Regions from separate parts of the Homo sapiens genome. Here region 2 is linked to region 1. Evidence: chromatin loops called from intact Hi-C (ENCODE). Cell type or tissue: endothelial cell of umbilical vein. All regions are shown on one strand. Links, peaks and the distances in the headings refer to the core of each region. The heading gives the core; the rest is flanking DNA.

What was found. A loop is a pair of places that touch in the nucleus more often than their neighbours do. Peaks named below come from ENCODE experiments on the same cell type or tissue, not always from the same donor. Only the 100,000 strongest peaks of a DNase experiment are listed, where the experiment ranks them.
Region 2: a loop joins it to region 1, with 10 times the contacts of the local background. A loop is called at or near these places in 3 of 110 quality-filtered maps.

Annotation. Positions count from the first base shown.
Region 1 is chr16:69,120,421-69,128,805 of GRCh38, reverse strand. It overlaps DERPC (DERPC proline and glycine rich nuclear protein), which reads left to right. Exons shown (of 3, transcript NM_001002847.4): 2 at 7,313-7,370; 3 at 8,157-8,385. The coding sequence starts at 8,378. It overlaps CHTF8 (chromosome transmission fidelity factor 8), which reads left to right. Exons shown (of 4, transcript NM_001039690.5): 2 at 7,313-7,370; 3 at 7,636-7,753; 4 at 8,157-8,385. The coding sequence starts at 7,348. The coding sequence ends at 8,381. Among named protein-coding and RNA genes, the nearest start is that of CHTF8, 8.0 kb to the left of the region's middle. In endothelial cell of umbilical vein, for the core only: a CTCF peak has its summit at 4,620 (motif pointing right); a DNase peak (open chromatin) is centred at 4,655.
Region 2 is chr16:68,963,104-68,979,747 of GRCh38, reverse strand. It overlaps TANGO6 (transport and golgi organization 6 homolog), which reads right to left. Exons shown (of 18, transcript NM_024562.2): 15 at 5,580-5,720. Among named protein-coding and RNA genes, the nearest start is that of TANGO6, 130 kb to the right of the region's middle. RefSeq lists enhancers at 1,526-2,026, 6,741-7,241. In endothelial cell of umbilical vein, for the core only: a CTCF peak has its summit at 6,880 (motif pointing left); DNase peaks (open chromatin) are centred at 6,797 and 10,227; H3K27ac peaks cover 845 bases.

The DNA of each region.
Region 1 (8,385 bases), core at 386-8,385:
ACGTGAGCCACCGTGCCTGGCGGGTTTTTTATAATAATAGTTACTAATTTCAAAAGAGAGAGAGAAGCCAAATGCTGGTTAAATAAGGTATATTCTAGAGTGGTCTGATTACAGCCAAAGCTTTTTAGTTTTGGGTAGGGTTCCCATTGTGGGTCAGGATTGATTCTTTGAATGCTGGTGCCTTTTTGAGGGGAAAAAAGTTTCCTTTACTGAGATAAAGTCGTTTGACTAACTTAGGAATACAGAATTTATGTATTGTTTAGTTCATTTAGCTGCGTGAAGGCCCATAAAGATCAAGTAGAAAACTTTTTTCCCTCCTCATGAGATTGGGGACAGGATACATAATTTATTGCAGGGAAAGGTTTGGTTTTCTTTATACCTTCTTATCTTTCCAAGGCTACACATGAGTTGTGGCCTGTGAGTCTGATACCACACTGTAATATAATGAATTTAAATCTTTTTGAAAAGCTACATCACAGAAGTCTCTCCCTGGCTCTGCAGTTAACCTTGTCAACCTAGAATTATTGTTCCTAACGAAAGACATGTTAGTCCTAGCCAAATCTGGGGTTGAACTCTGCTCTTAAGAGATAGTTAGCCGGGCGCTGTGGTTCACGCCTGTAATCCTGGCACTTTGGGAGGCCGAGGCGGGTGGATCATGAGGTCAGGAGTTCAAGACCAGCCTGACTAATAGGGTGAAACCCCATCTCTACTAAAAATACAAAAATCAGCAAGGCGCGGTGGCAGGTGCCTGTAATTCCAGTTACTCGGGAGGCTGAGGCAGGAGAATCCCCTGATCCTGGGCAGCGGAGGTTGCAGTGAGCCGAGATTGCGCCACTGCACTCCAGCCTGAGTGACAGAGTGAGACTCTGTCTCAAAAAAAGAAGAAAGAGAAATTTGGCCGGGCACGGTGGTTCACGCCTGTAATCCCAACACTTTGGAAGGCCAAGGTGGGCAGATCACTTGAGGTCAGGAGTTCGAGACTAGCCTGGCCAAGATGGTGAAACCCTGTCTCTACTAAAAATACAAAAAGTTGCCGGGTGTGGTGGCGGGCGCCTGTAGTCCCAGCTACTTGGGAGGCTGAGGCAGGAGAATCACTTGAACCTGGGAGACAGAGGTTGCAATGAGCTGAGATCGAGCCACTGCACTCCAGCCTGGGCAACAGAGGGAGACACTGTCTCACAAAAAAAAAAAAAAAAAAAAAAAAGTTGCCGGGAGAGCTCTTCCACTGACTCTCTTTTAGTTTCTTGACTTCATGTATAGCGTATTCATCAAATCGTGCCTTCAGATGCTCTTGATAGAGCTGCAATTTCTAAACAAGCCCCATCTTAGAACAAACAACTAGAAATTGCTCTAGTCGTCTTTCAGTGTTGCTGGAATGAATTGAGACTGAAGACTTAGACATATTCTTCTTATACAGATAATTTCCATTGTTATGCTTGTGATTTCTAATAGGGATTTATTTGTATTGTACTTCTTCCCCACCTCTTTTTTCTACTCACTCTGTCTACTCTCAAGGGGATGGGGGCACATTGGGTTGCATGTTCTCATATGCTTTTTTTTTTTTTTGAGACGGAGTTTTGCTCTTTGTTGCCCAGGCTGGAGTGTGGTGGCGCAATCTCAGCTCACTGCAGCCTCCGCCTCCCAGGTTCAAGCAATTCTCCTGTCTCAGCCTCCCGAGTAGCTGGGATTACAGGCACCCGCCACCACGCGCGGCTAATTTTTGTATTTTTGGTAGAGATGGGGTTTCACTATGTTGGCCTCAAACTCCTGACTTCAGGTTATCTGCCCACCTTGGCCTCCCAAAGTGCTGAGATTACAGGCATGAGCCACCGCGCCCGGCCTCATACACTTTTTAATCAATTCTACACTGAATGAAATATATACTCCCTGCCACCTCCATCAGGTGTGTCCTCAGGGGAGTACTCAGGAATCCCTACCTACTGTGCCCTAGAAACAGTTGTGTGGAGTAGAATCTCAAGGAGCAAGAAAAGAAATAACAGAATTCAGGTGTTACAGGATATTTTAAGGTGCTAAAGTAGAATTTTAAAATTCACTAAAGGATGCCCTCCTCTACGTTCCTGACTAGTAGTAAATACACCCACGTGCGTATAAATTACCTAACTGTAGCCAGAGCAGTCTGTAAGTTCCTGTGAACTAAACTCTTAGAAGCTGGGCTCGAACTTCATTTCTACATACATCTGCAGCATCCCAATAGTTCTAGGATAAGACAAGTTTTTACCAGCCTGACTGAGCATGGTGGTAAGATGCTGAGGCCTGTGGGCCACAGAACTATTTGCAGGAGCATTGCTAGATGTCTGGTAATGCCATAGATGTACACAGGCAGAGCCTCCTGCATCAGTGTGTAAAGGTGTGCATTGTTATTGAGGCATGGGGGATTGGTATGCAAGTACAGCTGTGCCATCCCAGCAACCAAATGTGTTTTCGACACCATTGTTCTGAATTCCTGTTCAGAACAGGAGACTGTCCAGGAAATGGAGAATGCACTGAAAATATTTCGGCATTTTTCTCAAGCACATGGTCACAGTGCTTAACGATTGATTTTGGTTGTCAGGAAGTAGGCTCTGTCTCCTTCCCTGCCTTGATCTTCCTAGAATATACCGTGTACCTATGTGAACACCTTATTGCTTCTCTAAAACCACCTGTATTTTACTGTCACTTGTACCCATCCAGGAAAATATACTACATCATCTTCAAAAGCATATTTGCAAGAGCCCCTTCTCTGTGTGCATTATTGAGCCTTTTTTTGATTCGTGGCTAAAATGTACCATTCCTTAAATTGTCAAAATTATGGGTCAGAATGCTGATTTTCTTATCTCACTGTCTCAAAAAACTTAGTTCATCTCAATAGAACTTGGGGTCTTTAAAGCACCTCAGCAGATGTTATATTTGGTCTTTGCAATAGTTTCATAGGACATAATCTAGGTGTCATAGTCACAAAGTGACTTGTTCTTGACTACACAGTAAAGAGGTCCACACTTACAGGCAGGAGAGCTAAATTTAGGCCTTCTGATTTTAAATTGTTATCCTTCTTCAAGAAACCTTATAAAAGGATTTTTAAAGTGCTTTTAGTTCTGTTGAGAGTAGTGGTGGGGCCTCTTTTGGAAATGTTTGGGTTCTGAGCTTGGGTATTACCCCTTTTCCAGTGGTCCCACAATCTGTGCTGGTGCAGAAGGTCTGACTCAATTCAAGGATGCTCTCTTGATTCCATATTGCCCTTCTGACCAGCTATTGCATATACTCCATGCCTGCCTGATGCCTTGATTCTTTTTCGTTCTCATTAATACTTTTTTTCCTTTGGGAAGGCAGAATTGTGTAGTGATTATGAGTGTAGATAGTCAGATGGCCCAGATTTCTACTCTGTCACATAGCAGCTGTGTGTGTCCAACATACAAGCAAGTGACTTCATCTGTGTGTGCCTCAGTAGCCTGATCTGCAAAATAGGAATAAATACCTATATCATAGACTTGTGATGATGGTTGAATGAGAAACCACCAATATATATGCACAGTAAAAATTCCACAGTAAAAATTCAAAACATGTTAGCTGCTACTTATATTTGAATTTAAAAAGTCTAGTGAGTTGGCCGGGCGCAATGACTCAAGCCTGTAATCTCAGTACTTTTGGAGGGCAACGCGGGCGTATCACCTGAGGTTGGGAGTTCGAGACCAGCCTGACCAACATGGAGAAGCCCCGTCTCTATTAAAAATACAAAATTAGCCGGGCATGGTGGCACATGCCTATAATCCTAGCTACTCGGGAGGCTGAGGCATGAGAATTGCTTGAATTCGGGAGGTGGAGGTTGCGGTGAGCCGAGATCGCGCCATTGCACTCCAGCCTGGGCAACAGGAGCGAAACTCTGTCTCAAAAAAAGTCTAGTGAGTTGACCAATTTCATGTTCCCAAAGTGTTTGGTGCTCTAGGAGTAGAGTCATACTATAAGGCTGCAGATCCAAAAGGAAGATTAACATACCAGTAAAGAAATCTCAAGCTTGCACAGTGTCTCACGCCTGTAATCCCACCACTTTGGGAGGCTGATGTGGGAGGATCCCTGGAGCTCAGGAGTTTGGAACCAACCTGGGCAACATAGTAAGACCTGTCTCTTAAAGAAATCGGCTGGGGGTGGTGGCTCACTCCTGTAAACACAGTACTTTGGGAGGCTGAGGCGGGTGGATCACCTCAGGTCAGAAGTTCGAGACCAGCCTGGCGTGGTGGCGGGCGCCTGTAATCCCAGCTACTCAGGAGGCTGAGGCAAGAGAATCACTTGAAGCTGGAAGGTGAAGGTTGTGGTGAGCCGAGATCATGCCACTGCACTCCAGCCTGGGCAACAGAGTGAGAGTCCATCTCAAAAAAACAAAAAAAAAATCTGTTTAACATTTTAATCGGGTGTTTGCTAAGCTTGAGCACAATTATAATACCTATTAACTTTCCATACTACAGGTGGTAAACATTGAACTAATAACCTTCCACTAAACTGCATAATACATTGACAGTACTTAGCCAGAAGCTGTAGTTTTATCCCCGATCCTATCAGCCCCCCATGAATCTATGCATCACAGAAAGTGAAGCCAATTGTCTTTAGGCAAAAATGTCCAGTTCTTACAAAGTACTCCAAGTTTGCCACCAGGTGGTGCTGCTGTTGTATAAAATGAAAGCATATTATCCTTTTTTTTTTTTTCCCCTTTGAGACAGAGTCTTGCTCTTCTGTGTAGACTGGAGTGCAGTGGTGTGATCTCAGCTCACTGCAACCTTTATCTCCCAGGTTCCACTGAGTCTCATGCCTCAGCCTCCCAAGTAGCTGGAACTGCAGGCGTGCGCCACCACACCCAGCTAATTTTTTGTTTTTTTTTTTTTTTTTTTTTTAGTAGAGATGGGGTTTCATCATGTTGGCCAGGCTGGTCTCAAACTCCTGACCTCAGGTGATCCACCCACTTTGGTCTCCCAAAGTTCTGGAATTGCAGGCGTGAGCTACTGCTCCCGGCCAAAGTCTGTTATCTAATTATCTAAGATATTTTCATATCTAAGTGAAAGGTGGTGAAAGCTTTTGATAAGAATCACATCAGAAGTCAGCTTACCATTCACTAAAGATGTTGGAGGACTTTCTCAGTTCCCTTGGATTTATTGATTGATTGATTGATTTTTTGAGACAGTCTCACTCTGTCGCCCAGGGTGGAGCAATCTTGGCTCACCGTAACCTTTGCCTCCCAGGGTTCAAGTGATTCTCTTACCTCAGCCTGCCGAATAGCTGGGATTATGGGTGCCTGCCACCACACCCAGCTAATTTTTGTATTTTTAGTAGAGACTGGGTTTCACCGTGTTGGCCAGGGTGGTCTCGAACTCCTGACATCAAGTGACCCACCGCCTCAGCCTCCCAAAGTGCTGGGAACACAGGCCTGAGACACCGCGCCTGGCCCCCTTGGCTTTATTTTTAAAGGGAGACCCTTTGAACCTTGATAACCAAGGAGGTAGACTTGAAGCTTACATCATTACCAAAGAAAAAAGTAAAATCTTAAGAAACTCCATAGGCTTTTTTAAGAAACATGCAGAGTAGGAAATAGACTACCCTAGGCTGGGCACAGTGCCTCACATCTGTAATCCCAACACTTTGAGAAGCTGAGGTAGGAGGATCACTTAAGCCCGGGCAGTAAAGGCCTCAGTGAGCTATGATTTTGCTCACTCCATCTTGGGCAGCAGAGTGAGACCCTGTCTCAAAAGAAGAAAAAAGTAAGAGGCCGGGTGCAGTGGCTCAAGCCTATAATCCCAGCACTTTGAGAGGCCAAGGTGGGCGGATCATGAGGTCAAGAGATCAAGGCCGGGTGTGGTGGCTAATGCCTGTAATCCCAGCACTTTGGGAGGCTGAGGTGGGTGGATCACCTGAGGTCAGGAGTTTGAGACCAGCCTGGCTAACATGGTGAAACCCCATCTCTACTAAAAATAACAAAAATTAAGCCAGGTGCGGTGGTTCACGCCTGTAATCCCAGCACTTTGGGAGGCCAAAGTGGGTGGCCAACCTGAAGTCAGGAGTTCGAGACCAGCCTGGCCAACATGAAGAAACCTCGTCTCTACTAAAAATACAAAAATTAGCCAGGCATGGTGGTTGTGTGCCTGTAATCCCAGCTGCTCGGGAGGCTGAAGCACGAGAATCACTTGAACCTGGAAGGCAGAGGTTGCAGTGACCTGAGATCATGCCACTGCACTCCAGCCTGGGTGACACAGTGAGACTCCCTCCCAAAAAAAAAAAAAAAAAAATTAGCTGGGTATGGTGACATGCACCTGTAATCCCAGCTACTCAAGAGGCTGAGGCAGGAGAATCACTTGAACCCGGGAAGCAGAGGTTGCAGTGAGCCGAGATGGCGCCACTGCGCTCCAGATTTGGTGACAAAGTGAAACTTGGTCTCAAGAAAAAGAAAAAAAAAAAAAAAAGAATATCCTTAAGAAAGGCACATCAGCATAGTGAGCAAGAGTATGGTCTTTGCAATGTATGTCTTCGGTTCATATCATCTTTTCCTTAGTAGCTATGTGATCTTAATTAGTTTTGCACATACAGTTGACCATTGGTGATTTTAAGCAACCCTATCTCATATGTACAATATTGGTAAAAGAACAATTCCCACTTAGGGCATTGTTAGAGGAACAAGATAAAATGTGTCTAAAGGACTTAGAAAAGTACCTAGCACACAGTAAGTAATAAATATTAGTTGTCGGCCAGGCATGGTGGCTCACACCTGTAATCCCAGCACTTTGGGAGGCTGAGGCGGGTGAATCACGAGGTCAGGAGTTCAAGACCAGCCTGGCCAACATGGTGAAACCCCATCTCTAGGGCCGGGCGCGGTGGCTCACACCTGTAATCCCAGCACTTTGGGAGGCCAAGGTGGGTGGATCACGAGGTCAGGAGATCGAGACCATCCTGGCTAACATGGTGAAACCCCATCTCTACTAAAAATACAAAAAAAATTAGCCGGCCGTGGTGGCGGGCACCTGTAGTCCCAGCTACTCGGGAGGCTGAGGCAGGAGAATGGCATGAACCCCGGAGGCGGAGCTTGCAGTGAGCTGAGATCGTGCCATTGCACTCCAACCTGGGTGACAGAGTGAGACTCCGTCTCAAAAAAAAAAAAAACCCCATCTCTACTAAAAATACAAAAAGTTAGCTGGCCATAGTGGTGGGTGCCTGTATTCCCAGCTACTCGGGAGGCTGAGGCAGGAGAATCGATTGAACCCGGGAGGTGGAGGTTGCATTAGGTGTCATTATTAGTTGTTGTTGTTATTACCCTAAATCTCTTTTTTTCTCTCTACAGCTTGTTTTCACTTGCTTTTTAAAGACAGAAAGCTCATGGTGCAAATTGTTATTTCCAGGTAAGTACATTTTGAGATTTTAAAATTTGGCTTGAAATGATGAGGGCTATAGAGGTGTGCCATGTGTCTGGAAGAATCAGGGTCCTTAGGTGCATCTTGTACAAATCCTTGCATTCTGATCTCTAGTTCCATGCCTAGCACTGCCCAATTTCCCAAGAACTTGACATCCAACAAAGAGGTCCTTTGGGCCTCAAATGGTGGTGTGAGGACACTATTCATCCTTCACCCCTCAAAAATATTGTAACCGCCAGCCCTTTGCTTGCAGTGCGAGGGCTGGAGGCCTGGCAGAATGGGTGCTGATGGAGCTACAGGGGGAGATCGAGGCTCGCTACAGCACTGGATTAGCTGGAAACCTCCTGGGAGACCTACATTACACCACTGAGGTGAGGGGGCTTTTCTTTCCCTGCCTAATGCCTCAGGAAAGCAAGCTACACCAAGGTGGTGCTCCCAGGACCCAGAGTGAGGACTGCCTCAGGTTTGTTATTCAAGGCCTAGCTAATCTGCGATGCTCTCTGCTTGTTCTCCCCCTACCTCTGCAGTAGCAGGGAAATTTAATTTTGGGGAATCTGGAAAGCTCACATTTCTGAAAGTGGAAATTCTCCTATGTGGGGCTAGAAAGTAAAAAGGGCACATGGGTGGGTGGTCCAGTGTGGCTGCTCAACAATGGCAGAGCCAGACCAGGGATTGGAGGTGCCAGCATAGCCTGCCAAGAGCAGCTTTAGGAGGCGCCTGAGTGTTATGGCCTTGCCCCGGAACCTCAGGAATCTCGTTCTTGTTCTGCCAAAGGGAATCCCTGTGCTGATCGTGGGGCATCATATCCTGTATGGGAAAATCATCCACCTGGAGAAACCTTTTGCAGTCCTTGTCAAACACACTCCTGGGGATCAGGACTGTGATGAGCTTGGCCGCGAGACTGGCACCCGGTACCTGGTGACAGCACTCATCAAAGACAAGATCCTTTTCAAAACCCGCCCCAAGCCCATTATCACCAGCGTCCCCAAGAAAGTATGAAAGA
Region 2 (16,644 bases), core at 3,758-11,757, 150 kb after region 1:
TAGTCAATATATGGAAAATATTTAACCTTATCAATTGAATAAATGGAAATAAAAACAAGATAGCATTCCTTTATATATCTTCTTGATAAAGATTTTTAAAAATGATAATACATAGAATATATCATACTTTTGAGGGTACAGACAAACATTGATAATATAAACTGGCACAACTTCTCTGGAAGACATTTTAGCAACAAATATCTTCAAAAATATTCCTGGGCCCGGCGCAGTGGCTCACGCCTGTAATCCCAGCACTTTGGGAGGCTGAGGTGGGTGGATCACCTGAGGTCAGGAGCTTGCGACCAGCCTGGCCAACATGATGAAACCCCATCTCTACTAAAAATACAAAAATTAGTTGGACGCAGTGGCACGCGCCTGTAGTCCCAGCTACTCGGGAGGCTGAGGCTGGAGAATCCCTTGAACCTGGGAAGTGGAGGTTGCAGTGAGCCAAGATCACACCACTGCACTCCGGCCTGGATAACAGAGCAAGACTCCGTCTCAAGAAAAAAAAAAAATTCATATACTTCAGGCTGGGTGCTGTGGTTTACGCCTTAATCTCAGCACACTGGGAGGTGGAGGTGGGAGGATCACTTGAGCCCAGGGGGTCGGGATCAGCCTGGGGAACACAGCGAGACCCCCATCTCTATAAAAAATTTAATAAATAGCCAGGTATGGTGGCGCACACCTGTGGTCCTAGCTACTTGGGAAGCTGAGGGAGGCAGATCAGACTGACAGGCCAAGGATGCAGTAAGCCATGATCGCACCACTGCATTCCAGCCTGGGCAACAGAACGAGACCCTGTCTCAAAAAAAAAAAAAAAAATCATATACTTTATATACTTTACTGTATATATGTATTACCTCAATTTTTTTTTAATGGAAAGAAAAAAAGCTCCTGCTGATTTTGCACTATGATCTAGTGGCAGGAAGACAAGTAGGTGTGGCTAGGGAACTAGCATGATGTGGAGAGGTAACATAGTGTACTGCACCCTGCTCCCACGGGTGGGCCGCATTCTCCCACCAACTCCCACCACTGCAGAGAAGAGGTAGGGGTGGGGAGAGAGCAAGGCCTAGGCTGAGGGAACTAGGGGACTTATTAGAGAAGCTTTACCAAGTGGCTATTCACAGCATTTCCACAACACTAGAAAACAAAGAATATTGGCTATGTTGTCAAATTGGGCTTTAATGTTATTCAAAGGATTTCAACACACCACTTCATCTATGCACCAGGACAAGTTGATGATGTGAAACAGAAACTAGCAGTTAAAGCTAAGGCTATGTTTACAGTTGGACACTCTGAAGAGTAGGCTACAGAAAGAAGGGAACTTTGAGAATTAGTGGAATTTGCTTTGAAATGCCAGAAGGCTGTTTTGGAAATTGGGCTAATTATAAGACTATGTAAGGAGGAGTAAGGCCTCACCTCAACTCTATCCAGCCTTTCATCCCCACCTCCACTTTCACCCCAGGAAATGATTTGGACTGGCCAATGGGGACTCTGAAATATGTACTTTTAGTGTTTATCATCCCAAAGGTAGCGGTCTACCAGAGAAAATACATGTTACGTTGATGTTGTCTATGTATGGTTTATATTCTTCTCAGCTCTGATAATCCCAGTGGTACACCCTTCACACCTACTATGAGAGAATGATTTATTATAATGGTGTACTTGTCTGGCATGTTTTAGATCCAAATTCAGAACTAAGGCAAATATAGAAAGTTCATCTTTCTTCTTAGAAAAAAATGTATTTTTAAATTTCACTCTCAGCTGGGTGCAGTGGCTCACACCTGTAATTCAAGCACTGTGGGAGGCCAAGGCAGGCGGATCACCTGAGGTCAGGAGTTCGAGACCGGCCTGTCCAACATGGTGAAACCCTGTCTCTACTAAAAATACAAAAATTAGCCGGGCGTGGTGGTGTGGGCCTGTGGTCCCAGCTACTCGGGAGGCTGAGGCAGGAGAATCGCTTGAACCCAGGAGGCAGAGGCTGCAGTGAGCTAAGATGGCACCACTGGACTCCAGTCTGGGTGACTCCATCTCTTTTTTTTTTTGAGACGGAATCTGGCTCTGTTGCCAGGCTGGCGTTGCAGTGGTGAAATCCCAGCTCACTGCAACCTCTGCCTCCCGGGTTCAAGAGATTCTCCTGCCTCAGCCTCCTGAGTAGCTGGGACTACAAGCACGTGCCACCACGCCCAGCTAATTTTGTATTTTTAGTAGAGACAGGGTTTCACCATGTTGGCCAGGATGGTCTCGATCTCTTGATCGTCGTCTCGGTCTCATGATCCGCCCGCCTTGGCCTCCCAAAGTGCTGGGATTACAGGCGTGAGCCACCACGCCTGGCTAAGACTCCATCTCAAAAAAACAAAAAAAATTAAATAAATAAATAAATAAATTTCACTCTCTGTGACATGAATCCATTGGTCAGAAAAGAAAAAAAAAAACAAAAACAAAATAAATTTCACTCTCAAGTAATTCTCCTTTCACTGATACAAGGATTTAAGTGGTTGGAGACCTAGGTTCTATCATCCTTAGCCAGAACAGTCACCTAGAAATTAGGAAAATTAAGGGCTATGTCCATACAAACAGTGCATGGCTATATGGAATTTCTATAAATCCTCTGAAGTGCTGATGAAGGAGGGATTCAGTGTGATCTCCTGATGCAAGTGGCAAAAAGATACCCCACCTCCACTTTGTTCTCCAAAATCTTCCCCTACCAGATAAAGAGTAAAATTTACAAGTTTTACTATAGCTCACAGACAAATTGCCCAAGCTGAAGTTAAGATTATATCTTCTTTTTCTGCCTTAGATAATAGGCTAGTGAGTATATAATGGAATTACTAAAAAGCCAAGGACAAATACAGCAGTACCTAAGAAGTGCTGATATAACTTAAAGAATAAAAGAAGTGTGGCACTGTTATTAAGCCAAATATTAACCACCAACAGCTATACTTTATAACACAATCTGATATAGGCCATGCATGACAAGAACACAGCCCTAAAACGGAACCTCATTCTCAAAATTCAATATGGCCGCTAGCTGGCTCAAATGGATACTGTACACCACTGGCTCTCACCTGTATGATTGATTTGCCTTATTTTAAGGCTTCTAGTGATATTCAGTGTGACAGCTAATGGTTAAGTCTATGGAGCACAGGTTAAATAAATGAATCTTCTCTCAATTCTATGTTATATAGCCCAGTATAAAAATATTCAAAGTGTACTTGCTGGCTTATGGAGAAATTCATCTTAATTTAACCTCTCTCTTCAGAATGAACTATTGTTTTCTTTGTCCTTGTTCCCTAGGGTCCCACCTCCTAGCTTCATATGAGCACTCAATAAACAGCAAAAAATATTTGTTTTCCTTCATTTTTAATCTTTAAAAAATGTTTAAATCTTTTTTGCGTAGGCAAAAATAAAATTTTACTGAGCCCTTATTGTATGCCAAATAACACTGTAAGAATCACCTTATTTAATCTTTACAACAGACCTATGAGTTAAGTGTTATTAATATCCTCATTCTGGCTGGGTGCAGCGGCTCATGCCTGTAATCTCAGCACTTTGTGAAGCCAAGGTGGGAAGACTGCTTGAGGCCAGGAGTTCAAGACCAGGCTGGGCAACATGGTAAAACCCCATCTCTACAAAAATACAAAAATTAGCCAGGTGTGGTGGCATGTACCTCTAGTCCCAGCTATTCAAGAGGCTGAAGTAGAAGGATACCTTGAGCGTAAGAGGTCAAGGCTGCAGTGAGCCATGACCGTGCCAATGAACTCCAATGTGGGCAACAGAGGGAGACACTGTTGCAAAAATAACAACAACAACAACAAAAACCAAACCCATAATATCATCATTTCACACATTAGAACACTCAGGCACCCAAGGTTAAGAAACATTCCCCTCAGCTGGGCACGATGGCGCACACCTGTAATCCCAGCACTTTGGGAGGCAGAGACAGGAGGATTGCTTGAGCCCAGGAGTTTGAGACCAGCCTGGGCAACATAGTGAGACCTTGCCTCTACAAAAAATAGAAAATTAACTGGGCATGGTGGCATATGCCTGTAGTCCCAGCTATGTGGGAGGCTGAGGAGGGAGGATAACTTGAGTCCAGGAGGTTCAGGCTGCAGTAAGCCATGAATGCACCACTGCTCTCCAGCCTGGGTGACTGAGTAAGACCCTGTCTTGAAAAAAACAAAAAAAAAAGAAAAGAAAGAAACATTTCCCTGATCACACAGCCAATAAGATGCAGAATGGCTCATGCTTATAATCCCAGCACTTTGGGAGGCTGAGGTGGGAGGATTGCTTGAGTCCACGAGTTTGAGACTAGCCTGAAAACATAGTGAGACCCCAACTCTACCATGAAAAAAAAAAAAGCGCGGCAGTTCAGGATTTGAAGTGAGGCAGTGTAAGTCTAGAGCCTATCCCTTAACTACTATTGTCAGCTTATACAGCCTAGAGTAACTTCCTTCAAGTTGGTGGTTCAGTTCTCAGCACTATCACTTACCAGCTGAATGAGTCTTGGACAAATTGCTGAAAATGTTTGAGCTACAGTTTCTTCATCTGTAAAACAGGTTTAGTAACAGCCTGTTTACAAGATTTGTTGGGGAATTAGATGAGATTATATATATGGACAACCTGGCATGCAGTAGACATTCAGCAAGAGTCAGCACTCTTCCTTCCCTGCTTGACATTCCTATTCTTTATTTCTGAGTCTCGCTCTATTGCCCAGGCTGGAGTGCAGTGGTACAATCATTGCTCACTGCAGCCTCGACCTCCCAGGCTCAGGTGATCCTCCCACCTCAGCCTCCTGAGTAGCTGGGACTACAGGTGTGTGCCACCAATCCTGGCTAATTTTTGGTAGAGATGGGGTTTTGCCATGTTACCCAGGCTGGACTTGAACTCCTGCCAGGCCTAAAGTGATCCTCCCAAAGCGCTGAGATTACAGGTGTGAGCCATGGTGCCCAGCTGACATTCCTCTTCTTTTTGTGCTTGCTGCTGCTCAAGTGTGAGACTTCTAATTCCAGCTCCATTGAAAATCAGGGCCCAACACAGCTCCCAGGGAAGGAGACTAAGCAGTTTTTTTTGTTGTTGTTATTTTTGAGATGGAATCTCATTTTGTCGCCCAGGCTGGAGCACAGTGGCGCGATCTCGACTCACCACAACCTCTGCCTCCCAGGTTCAAGCGATTCTCCTGACTTAACCTCCCGAGTAGTGGGATTACAGGCGTACACCACCACGCCCAGCTAATTTTTGTATTTTTAGTAGAGACAGGGTTTCACCATGTGGACCAGGCTGGTCTTGAACTCCTGACCTCAGGTGATCCACCTGCCTCGGCCTCCCAAAGTGCTGGGATTACAGGCAGGAGCCACCGCACCTGGCGAGAGACTAAGCAGGTTTAAGAAAAAGGACATTGTTGCTTTCAGTCTCATAGTAGACATCGGAATATTTCCTAAATTCCTAAATGGGTACATCCCAGCCCTCAAACTACCCTCACCACACTAGTGTAACAAGCCCCCAGGTACACACATTTTGGTTTCAAAGTCACACTGATCCTCCACCCTTTTCCAGGTGGATGGAACAAGAAAACTCACCTAATGCCCTGACGATTCGCATAAGGACTTCCCCGACTTTCATTCTGGTCTCTGGTGTGTGCTTGTCTTTGCTGCTGTCATATTGAGCCAACAAGTCCGGCAAGATTTTCTCAGGATAGACGTCTGACAGCAGGGCAACCCCTGGGGTTGAAAACAAAAAGAAAGGATTCATTACTGTTTACGATCAAAAGGCAAATAAACCAGTCACCCTGTGATGGGATGAACGCAGAGATGCTGAAAACCATCTCTAAAGCTCTCCCAGCAAGGGCTGCCTATTGTTTGGAGAGTCAGCATAGTGAGTGGAACGAAGATGGGCCTGGTAGTTGAGACTCCTGTGTTTGTCTAGTCCCAGCCTGATACGATCTCTAAGGTCACTCCCAGCACTGACGTTCTATGATCCAGGCAATGCCTCCTGCCTTTGCTGCAGTTCTCCATTCCTGTATAATTTCCCTCTGTGGAACTGCCAGTGATGGGAGCAGTTTCCACAAGGAAACATTTTCAGAGCATCCTGGACATGATCAATATTAGATCTAAGCTCATGGCTGAGTTTCCTAATCAACAGAAATAGGGAAGACCCTGACCCTGAGTCCCCCCTTCGTAGGACTTGCTGATCCTCTCTCCTATCCACAGCAGCGCCTTCTAAATGTGTAGCCTGGAACAGTGTTATCATAATCTGAGCCCAGCCCCATACTCAGCAACCTTTTTAGGGGTGGCAGGGAGGTGAGAGATGACCAGACAGATCCAGAACAAAACCCCTGGTTGGCCTCAAAACTATATAACTACAAATTCTACCATTCATGTCTATACTGTTGTTTATTCCTATTTTCTCTCATTAGTCTTTAGCAGAGAACAGGAAAAAGATTACACACTATAAAGAACAGTGACGAAAAAGAAAAAAAGTAAAGAAGGAATAAGTAGAAATAGGGGTTCCAGGATGAGAACCCACTTCTACCCCAAGCACCCTGGCCCATCAACTCTGCTTTGGGTTTCTCCAATAATCCCCTCATTGGTCTCCCTGCTTCTACCTTTTTCATCCATTGCAGATGGAGCTATTTGGTTTGAATCATAAGTCTGGCCCCTTCATGCTTCTGCCCAGACCCCTCAGTGGTTTCCCTTCTTCCCTGAATATGAGCAGTCCCCATCCCCCGCCTTCCTTTGTTCTCTCTCTGATCTCATCTTTTAACACTCTCCCTTGCTTCCTGGCCTCCTTGCTATTCTCCAGTAGGCCAAGTGATCCTGGCTCGGAGGAGTCGGCCTCACTTCCCCTCTGCATCTGCTGCTGCTCCTCCTGGTGGCCTCACAGCTTGCTCCCAAACCCTATCATGTCTCTGCTCACAGATCACATTTGTCACATATAAAACGGCACCCTCCTTCCCCTGCCACTCTTTACTCCTCTCACCCTGCTTCATTTGTCTTAGCACTTAATATCACCTGACAGGTTGTGTATTTCCTTATTGTCTGCTCTCCTCCTTGGAATGTGAACTCTATAATAAAGTCAAGGATTTTCTTTTGTTCCCTGCTGTATCCCCAATGCCTAGAAGAGTCCTAGCACATGTCAGGTGCTCAGTAACTACCTGCTAAATGAATGAATGGATGAATGGATGGATGAGTAAACAGGATTCAAATATACAGTCCTGATATAAATTTCAGGAATTAAGAAAGAGAGGATGGGGAAGAAGTAATATAAATGCTTGAGAAATCTATACTTATTTTTCATCTAAATTTACCATTCTCGTGTTTAAACTGACAGCCTTGCAGGCAAAGTCTACGTGCAGTTTTTTATGTTATAGGTTGTGATTCCATTCTCTTCTAAATCACATCCACACTCTTCACTGGCCTTATCCGCCGCATCTGCTGAGCTGTGAAGGCGGAGCACCTGCTGAGGGCTGCACCTGTCTGCCCATCCTCCTTTCTGCCCTCCCCACCCCCATCTTTTCTTGCTTCCAAAGAGCCTGGGAAATCTCTGCATGTGGTCCTAAGCCTGCACCTCTGCATGTGGTCCTAAACCACACCTCCAATCCAGAGTCCATCTTAGGACTTCAGTCCTAAGATGGGCTCTAATCTTATGCAAGCAGAAGCTCTGCTCTTAAGAGAGATTCAGGCTGTGGCACAACACTGTTGCCAAAATGTGACACTGTAGTTGTAGTTCACTCTATTATATAAAATGATGAAGAAGTCCTTGGAGGTTCAACACGGAGTTATGGAATATTGTAGCATAGAAAAAAATGTCTGCATCGGCTGGGCGCAGTGGCTCACGCGTGTAATCCCAACATTTTGGGAGGCCGAGGTGGGTGGATCACTTGAGGTCAGGAGTTCAAGATCAGTCTGGCCAACATGGTGAAACCCCGTCTCTACTAAAAATACAAAAAGTTAGCTGGGCGTGGTATCGGGCACCTGTAATCCCAGTTACTCAGGAGGCTGAGGCAGGAGAATCGCTTGAACCCCAGAGGAAGAGGCTGCAGTGAGCCGAGATCACACCATTGCACTCCAGCCTAGGCAACAATAGTGAAACTCTGTCTCAAAAAAAAGAAAAAAAGAAAAAAATGTCTGAGGCCTAAGGGTAAATGAATTGTTTGCTAAGAGAAAGAAGAGGGGGCTAGGTGCAGTGGCTCACACCTGTAATCCCAGCACTTTGGGAGGCTGAGGTGGGAGGATCACTTGAGGCCAGGAGTTTGAGACCAGTCTGGGCAACATAGGGAGACCCCATCTCTATAAAAATAATTTTAAAAAAATTAGCCAGGTGTGGTGATGTGTGCCTGTAGTCCTAGCTACTCGGAGGCCGAGGCAGGAGGATTGCTTGAGCCCACAAGTTCTAGGCCGCAGTAAGCTATGATTGCAGCATTGCACTCCAGCTGGGTGACAGTGAGGTCTCAAAAAAAGAAAAACAGAAATAGCCTCCAACTTCTAAAAGACCTCCACAACTGCAATTCTGGCAGGTGTTATATCACTGATATATTACAAGGCCTGGTATATATTACAGATTTGCAGCTATCATAACTTTCTTTTTTTTTTTTTTTTGAGATGGAGTCTCGCTCTGTCACCCAACTGGAGTGCAATGGCTTGATCTCGGCTCACTGCAACTTCCACCTCCCGGTTCAAGCAATTCTCCTGCCTCGGCCTCCCAGGTAGCTGGGATTACAGGTGCCTGCCACTATGCCTGGCTAATTTTTGTATTTTTGGTAGAGACGGGGTTTCACCGTGTTGGCCAGGCTGATCTCGAACTCCTGAGGTGATCCGCCCTCCTCGGCCTCCCAAAGTGCTGGGATTACAGGCGTGAGCCACTGCGCCCGGCCCATAGCTACTTTCTAAAATCAGAAGTTCTCAACTCAGAAAATCTGGTGGGTGTTTCCTTTTAGGAATGTAGTCATGACTTTGCAATGGAAAACAGTGGAAAAATGGGATTTGCTTTATAAAACTTTGATCTATTTCTAGCTTTTCTGAAACCTATTACTAAAGTCCCTCTTACTGTTGTTTAACATAGTCTTTTTTTTTTTTTTTTTTGAGACGAAGTTTTGTTCTTGTTGCCCAGGCTGGAGTACAATGGCGTGATCTCAGCTCACTGCAACCTCCATCTCCCGGGTTCAAGTGATTCTCCTGCCTCAGCCTCCTGAGTAGCTGGGATTACAGACATGTGCCACCATGCCCAGCTAATTTTATATTTTTAGTAGAGACAGGGTTTCTCCATGTTGGTCAGGCTGGTCTCAAACTCCTGACCTCAGGTGATCCACCTGCCTCGGCCTCCCAAAGTGCTGGGATTAAAGGCATGAGCCACCGTGCCGGGCCCTTACTGTTGTTTATTCCTATTTTCTCTCATTAGTCTTTAGCAGAGAACAGTCATTTACTTCTGTGAACATACTATCCTGGCCAAATGAGCTCTGGACTTCCTCTCTGTAGTGGGCAGACATGTGATTACACCTAGCATCTACTCTCTCTTCTGGTAACAACACCACCATGGTGTTCTTTTGGAGAAATATCCCTTTCTTACTCTCAGTCTGTGTGGTTTGAGTGGGCTAACTATACCCACTTTCTCCCCCTCCAGGTGTGAACTTGTATCCCAGGCTGGCCAGTTAGGATCTTCCATTCCATCCCCACCACCATGACTGGTTCAGGAACAGGGAATGAGATTCGATCCTGAAACCCACATTGACACTACTGGGAAAGATAAATTCCCCTCCCCACCACCCATTGAAGAGACTAATCTGGAGCTGCCAGTGGCCACCATGTGGAAAAAGCCCACACAAGAATGACACCAACACAGAGGGAGAGCCAGCCTGAGAGGGAGGGAGAAGAAGAAGAAGAGACCCGATGGCATCTTTTCAGCTCCGGGACCCAGGTGTACTCCACCCACTCGACTTTCTGGATAGAAAAGCCAATAAACACCCTCTAATGCTCATGCCAGTTGGACTGTTTTTCAATTAAAATAATCCTAACACACCCTTTTTCTGGTTAACAATGATTTTTCAGATTTTTTTTTTTTTTGCTTTTCCTATAATGCTAAACTTTAAACTCATTAGGGAGCTTTTAGTTCTCCCAATCTTCCATAAAAAGGTTCCCAAAGCAAAGCCCAGTTTCCTTGCTTCCCACAGTCCCAGATCTAATAGCAATTGTTTATCTTCCTGCTGGCCTGTTCCACAGACGGCTGCCAAATGGCTGGCTGTTTGAGTTTTACCTTCTAGGATACAGGTGCCACCTATGAGTTTATAAATCCCTGGAGAATAACAGCAGTTCCCCCTTTACCCACCAAGCAGTGAAGAGAGTCATACATGATGGTTAAGACTGTATAAAAATGAAAGGGATGAGATTTTGTGTGCTTGTTTTTATTTATTTCGAAAAAACTTTCTGTACTTAGACACTCTGTGGAAGCACGGCCATAACCTTCACATGACCATGGGCCCATCACACTTGATAATTCCTTTGTGACTTGAAAATGGGGTAATTTCTGGGTCAGCACAAGATTCAAGAAAACATCACACATCAATCCCTTTGGTAATGAGACCCAAAGGATTGTGTGAGAGAGACCTCTTTCTGCTCTGACCGTAGGAAACTAGCTATGCATTTTAGGATGTGGTGCAACAGATGAGATATAGAGAAGGTAAAAGTGAATCCAAACTGGGAAGAGTTCACAGACGCATTCTGAACTTTTTTTGGAGGCAGTGCGTAGAATATTGGTGAATTAACGTAACTAAAAAAATGTTAGGTGGCCAGGCGCGGTGGCTCATGCCTGTAATCCCAGCACTTTGGGAGGCCGAGGCGGGCGGATCACAAGGTCAGGAGATCGAGACCATCCTGGCTAACCCAGTGAAACCCCGTTTCTACTAAAAATACAAAAAATTAGCTGGGCGTGGTAGTGGGTGCCTGTAGTCCCAGCTACTCGGGAGGCTGAGGCAGGAGAATGGCGTGAACCCGGGAGGTGGAGCTTGCAGTGAGCCGAGATCATGCCACTGCACTCCAGCCTGGGCGACAGAGCAAGACTCCGTCTCAAAAAAAAAAAAAAAAAAATGCTAGGCTGGGTGCAGTGGCTCACGCCTGTAATCCCAGCACTTTGAGAGGCCGAGGCGGGTGGACCACCTGAGGTCAGGAGTTCGAGACCAGCCTGACCAACATGGTGAAACCCCCCTCTCTACTAAATACAAAAAATTAGCTGAGTGTGGTAGCAGGTGCCTGTAATCACAGCTACTTGGGAGGCTGAGACAGGAGAATCACTTGAACCCGGGAGGTGGAGGTTTCAGTAAGCCAAGATTGCACCATTGCACTCCAACCTGGGAAACAAGAGTGAAAACTCCATCTCACCAAAAAAAAAAAAAAGGCCAGGTGCGGTAGCTGACATCTGTAATCCCAGCACTTTGGGAAGCTGAGGTGGGTGGATCACGAAGTCAGGAATTTGAGACCAGCCTGGCCAATATGGTGAAACCCTGTCTCTACTAAAAATACAAAAATTAGCTGGGCGTGGTGGCGTGCGCCTGTAGTCCCAGCTATTCGGGAGGCTGAGGCAGGAGAATCTCTTGAATCCAGGAGGTGGAGGTTGCATTGAACCGAGATGGCGCCACTGCACTTCAGCCTGGGCGACAGAGTGAGACTCTGTCTCAAAAAAAAAAATGTTATTACGATAACTACATGTAACAAAACAGACTGTCAACTTTGTAAAATAACTGTTTTTTTTTCTTCCCCCAAGACTTCCCTGAAAGCCACACACATATTTTGAGCAAAACAGTGTTGACTTCAAGATGATCCCACAGCGTGTTACTCAGTGATTCTGAGTAGCAAAAGGAGTTTGGGTGTCGTGTACTTTTACTTAGTACTCTTGCATTAACAGGGAAGTCAGTCTAATTCTAAAATGTCTTTGCTAACTGGCTCTATCCCAGGGAACTGCTAAGCCATTCCTACCTCAAAACTAACCTGCCTCATTTCTCCTGGGCAGATAACAACTTCCCAAAATACCCACAGCAACCCGGAAAACCACCTACTCACTTGAAACTCACAGATATTTCTGCCAACAAAACTACAAGAAACACAAAAACCCACACATTGTATAATTCCATTGAAATGAAATGTCCAGAATAGGCAAATCTCTACATAGGAAAAGTAGATTTAGTGGTTACCTAGGGCTGTGGTAGTTTGAGAAAGCAGGGAGTGACTGCTAATAGTTACGAAATTTCTTTCTGGGGTGATAACAACATTCTAAAACAGGGGTCCCCAACCCCCAGGTTGCAGACTGTTACCGGGCATGGCCTGTTAGGAACGGGACCACACAGCAGGAGGTGAGCAGCAAGGGAGCATTATTGCCTGAGCTCTGCCTTCTGTCAGATCATTGGAGGCAACGGATACTCCCAGGAGTGTGAACCCTATTGTGAACTGCACATGCAAGGGATCTAGGTTGTGTGCTCCTTATGAGAATGGAAAGTCTGATGATCTGAGGTGGAACAGTTTCATCCTGAAACCATCCCCGCCCTCCCAACACCGTCCCGTCCATGGAAATATTGTCTTCCATGAAACCAGTCCCTGGTGCCCAAAAGGTTGGGGGCCATTGTTCTAAAATTCCAGCCTGGGCAACACAGCCAGACCCCATCTCTACAAAAATTTAAAAAATTAGCCAGATAGGCTGGGCACAGCGGCTCACACCTGTAATCCCAGCACTTCGGGAGGCTGAAGTAGGTGGATCACTTGCAGTCAGGGGTTTGAGACCAGCCTGGCCAACGTGGCAAAACCCCGTCTCTACTAAAAATACAAAAATTAGCAGGGCATGGTGGTGCATACGTGTATTCCCAGCTACTTGGGAGGCTGAGGCAAGAAAATTGCTTGAACCCAGAGGGCAGATGTTACAGTGAGCTGAGATCATGCCACTGCACTCCAGCCTGAGTGACAGAGCGAGACTGTCTCAAAAAAAAAAAAAAAAAAAAATTAGCCAGACATGGTGGTGCATGCCTCTAGTCCTAACTACTTGAGAGGCTGAGGCAAGTTGGTCACTTGAGCCCAGTAATTCAAGGTTTAGTGAGCTAGCACAACACCACCACACTCAAGCCTTTGTGACAAAGGGAGACCCTGTCTCAAAATTTTAAAAACTTCTAAAGTTGACTGTGGTGATGGTTACACACTCTGAAAATATACTAAAAACCAGTGCATTGTTTATTTCATTATTTATTTATTTATTTTATTTTATTTTTTTTTGAGATGGAGTCTCACATTGTTGCCCAGGCTGGCGTGCAGTGGTGTAATCTCAGCTCACTGCAACCTCTGCCTCCCGGATTCAAATGATTCTCCTGTCTCAGCCTCCCAAGTAGCTGGGACTATAGGCACGCACCACCACACTCGGCTAATTTTTTGTATTTTAGTAGAGATGGGGTTTCACCATGTTGGTCTGGCTGGGCAATCCACCTGCCTTGGCCTCCCAAAGTGCTGGGGTTACAGGCGTGAGCCACTGCAGCCGGCCTCATTTTTTATTTTTTAAGACAGAGTCTTGTTCTGTCGCCCAGGCTGGAGTGCTTTGGTATAATCACAGCTCACTGCAGCTTCAACTTCCTAGGCTCAAGTTATCCTCTCACTTCAGTATAGCTGGGACTATAGGTGTGTGCCACCACACATGGCTAATTTTGTTTATTTTTTGTGGAGACGAGGTCTTACTATGTTACCTAAGCTGGTCTCAAACACCTGGACTCAAGTGATCCCCCCTCCCCAGCCTCCCAAAATATTGGGATTACAGGCGTGAGCCACTACACCTGGTCTGAATTGTTCACTTTAAGTGGATCAATGGTATGGTATGTGACTTATATCTCAAAAAGTTGTTATTAAGAAACTATAAGAAAATATTTCATATCTGCCCTTTTAGGTTTTTATTTCTTATTTTAAAAATTTTATTATTATTATTGTTATTTTGAGACAGAGTTTTGCTCTGTCTCAGGCTGGAGTGCAGTGGTACAATCTCAGCTCACTGCAACCTCCAACTCCCAGATTCAAGCAATCTTCCTGCCTCAGCCTCCAGAGTAGCTGGGATTACAGGTGCATGCCACCACACCTGGCTAATTTTGTATTTTTAGTAGAGACGGGGTTTCACCATGTTGGCCAGGCTGGTCTTGAACTCCTGAGCTCAAGTTACCTGCCTGCCTTGGCATCCCAAAGTGCTGGGATTACAGGCGTGAGCTACCACGCCTGGCAGGTTTTTAAAATAGAAGAGAAAGGAAGAAAATAATATAGCATATCTTAAATATAAAGGGAAATCCACTGCCAAGAGCAGAATATCAGCTTCCTTTTGTATCCGAATCTGTTTTGGTTGCCCCTGCAGGGTGAGAGTAGAAAGAGGGGGAAAATGAATTGTAACCCGTTACTTGATTAAAAAAGAAAATCAAAATTAGCCAGGCATGGTGGTGTGTACCTGTAATCCCAGCTACTCAGGAGGCTGAGGCAGGGGAATTGCTTGAACCAGGGAGATGGAGGTTGCAGTGAGCTGAGATCGTGCCACTGCACTCCAGCCTGGGTGACAGAGCGAGACTCCATCTCAAAAAATAAAAAAAACAAACAAAAAAAGAAAATCAAGTATTTTGCATTTCATAGAATGTCTTGCATTCATAAGAAAATGGTGTATTACATTTAAAAGTCTAAATTCTGTGGTAAGCCAGAAATTCTACTCTAGAAATCTATCCTAATAGGTATATTAACACAGCAGGAAATCACTTTATGTACAAAATCATCACTGTAGCACTATTCGTAATAGAAAAGACTGGAAACAAATTTGCATCAACAGAAAATTGATTAAGTGATGGTCATTCATACAGTGGAATATAAGGCATCCATTTAAAAAATGAATAAGGGCAGGTGCAGTGGCTCACGCCTGTAATCCCAGCATTTGAGAAGCTGAGGTGGGTGAAAGAATCACTTGAGGCCAGGAATTCGAGACTGGCCAGGCCAACATAGCGAAATCCCGTCTCTACTGAAAAAAAAAAATTAGCTGTGCACGGTGATGCATCCCTAGAATCCCAGCTACTCGGGAGGCTGAGGCAGGAGAATCACCTGAACCCAGGAGGCGGAGGTTGCAGTGAGCCAAGATCGCGTCACTGCACTCCAGCCTAGGCGACAGAGCGAGACTCTGTCTCAAAAAAAAAAAAAAAAAAAAATTAATATGTTTTTAAATAACTGTCATGAAATGAATTCTAAGAGCTATTGTTAAGTAAAAAGCAAGATGCAAAATCGTCTCTATTGAATTCAACTATTTGTGTACAAAGGGGAAATATACACTCATTGAATAATTCTGGAAGGATACTCAAGAAACTAATAATATTGATTATTTCTGGGGAGGGAAACTGGGTGACAAGGGGATAAATGTGAGAGAGAGAGACTTTCTATTTTTGTATCTTTTAGTAAGTTAAAAATTTTTTTTACTTTTAATTTTTTAATTGGCAAATAATAATTGTACATATTCATAGGGTACATGGTGATGTTTCAATAGATATAATATAGCGATCAGATCAGGGTAACTAGCATATTCATCACTCAAATGTTTACCATTTCTCTGTGTTGGGAATATTTTGAATTTTGAATGATATAAATAAATAAAATGTTTTAAAAAATCTGTGATAAATTTTAAAATTTATGTTTAAAACATTTTAACAAATTTTGTCTTTCAAAGTAGAACAGCTAGTCAGCTGTTCTACTTTGAAAGTAAAAAGAATTTGCAACTAACACAGCAGAATGACCACAAACATTTGCATCCTCTTTCTCCTGAAATCTCACTAAAGTGACAAGGTGTAAAAAAGGTATGAATCCACAACCAAGGAAAAAGACAATGGGATAGGTGTCAAAGGCTGAAGTCTGGGTAAATAGAACAAAACTAGAGCAAAATTATGATATGTGCATGATAGAGTTGCTGGATCTTTGGAAAATATATCAGTATGTACGCAGAAAAGGAAGCAAATGTGCAGGGAAGGCTGACGACTGCACTAGGCTCAGCACTGAATAACATCCACATGGTCAGCAGTAAACAGTGCCCAATGATTTAGCCAAAAGTTGTGATGGGAAATGGCAGAAGTTGTTTGAGCATGTGTGTACCTATGCGTGTGCACCTATGTGTGTGCACTAGGTCCACATCTAACATGTAGAAAGTGAGTAGGTCATGTCCAAAATTTTTTAAATCAAGAGAGGTCTGTGTAAGCACTTTATTTATAAACAGAGAAATAATTACTAGAAGAAACTACTTTAAAAAGGAGGGGTATGAAGATGGCAATCTCTGGGGATTGGAACTAGGGTGTAAAAAGTAGGGCAAGGGGCTGGGCATGGTGGTTCACACCTGTAATCCCAGCACTTTGGGAGGCCGAGGTGGGCGGATCACTTTAGGGTCAGGAGTTCAAGACCAGCCTGGCTAATATGGTGAAATCCTACTAAACATACACAAATTAGCCAGGCGTGGTAGCCCACATCTGTAATCCCAGCTACTATGGAGGCTGAGGTGGGAGGATCGCTTGAACCTGAGAGGTGGAGGTTGCAGTGAGCTGAGATTGCATCACTGCACTGTATCCTGGGTGAGGTGACAGAGTGAGACTCTGTTTCAAAAAAAAAAAAAGCACAAGGACAAGCTTTT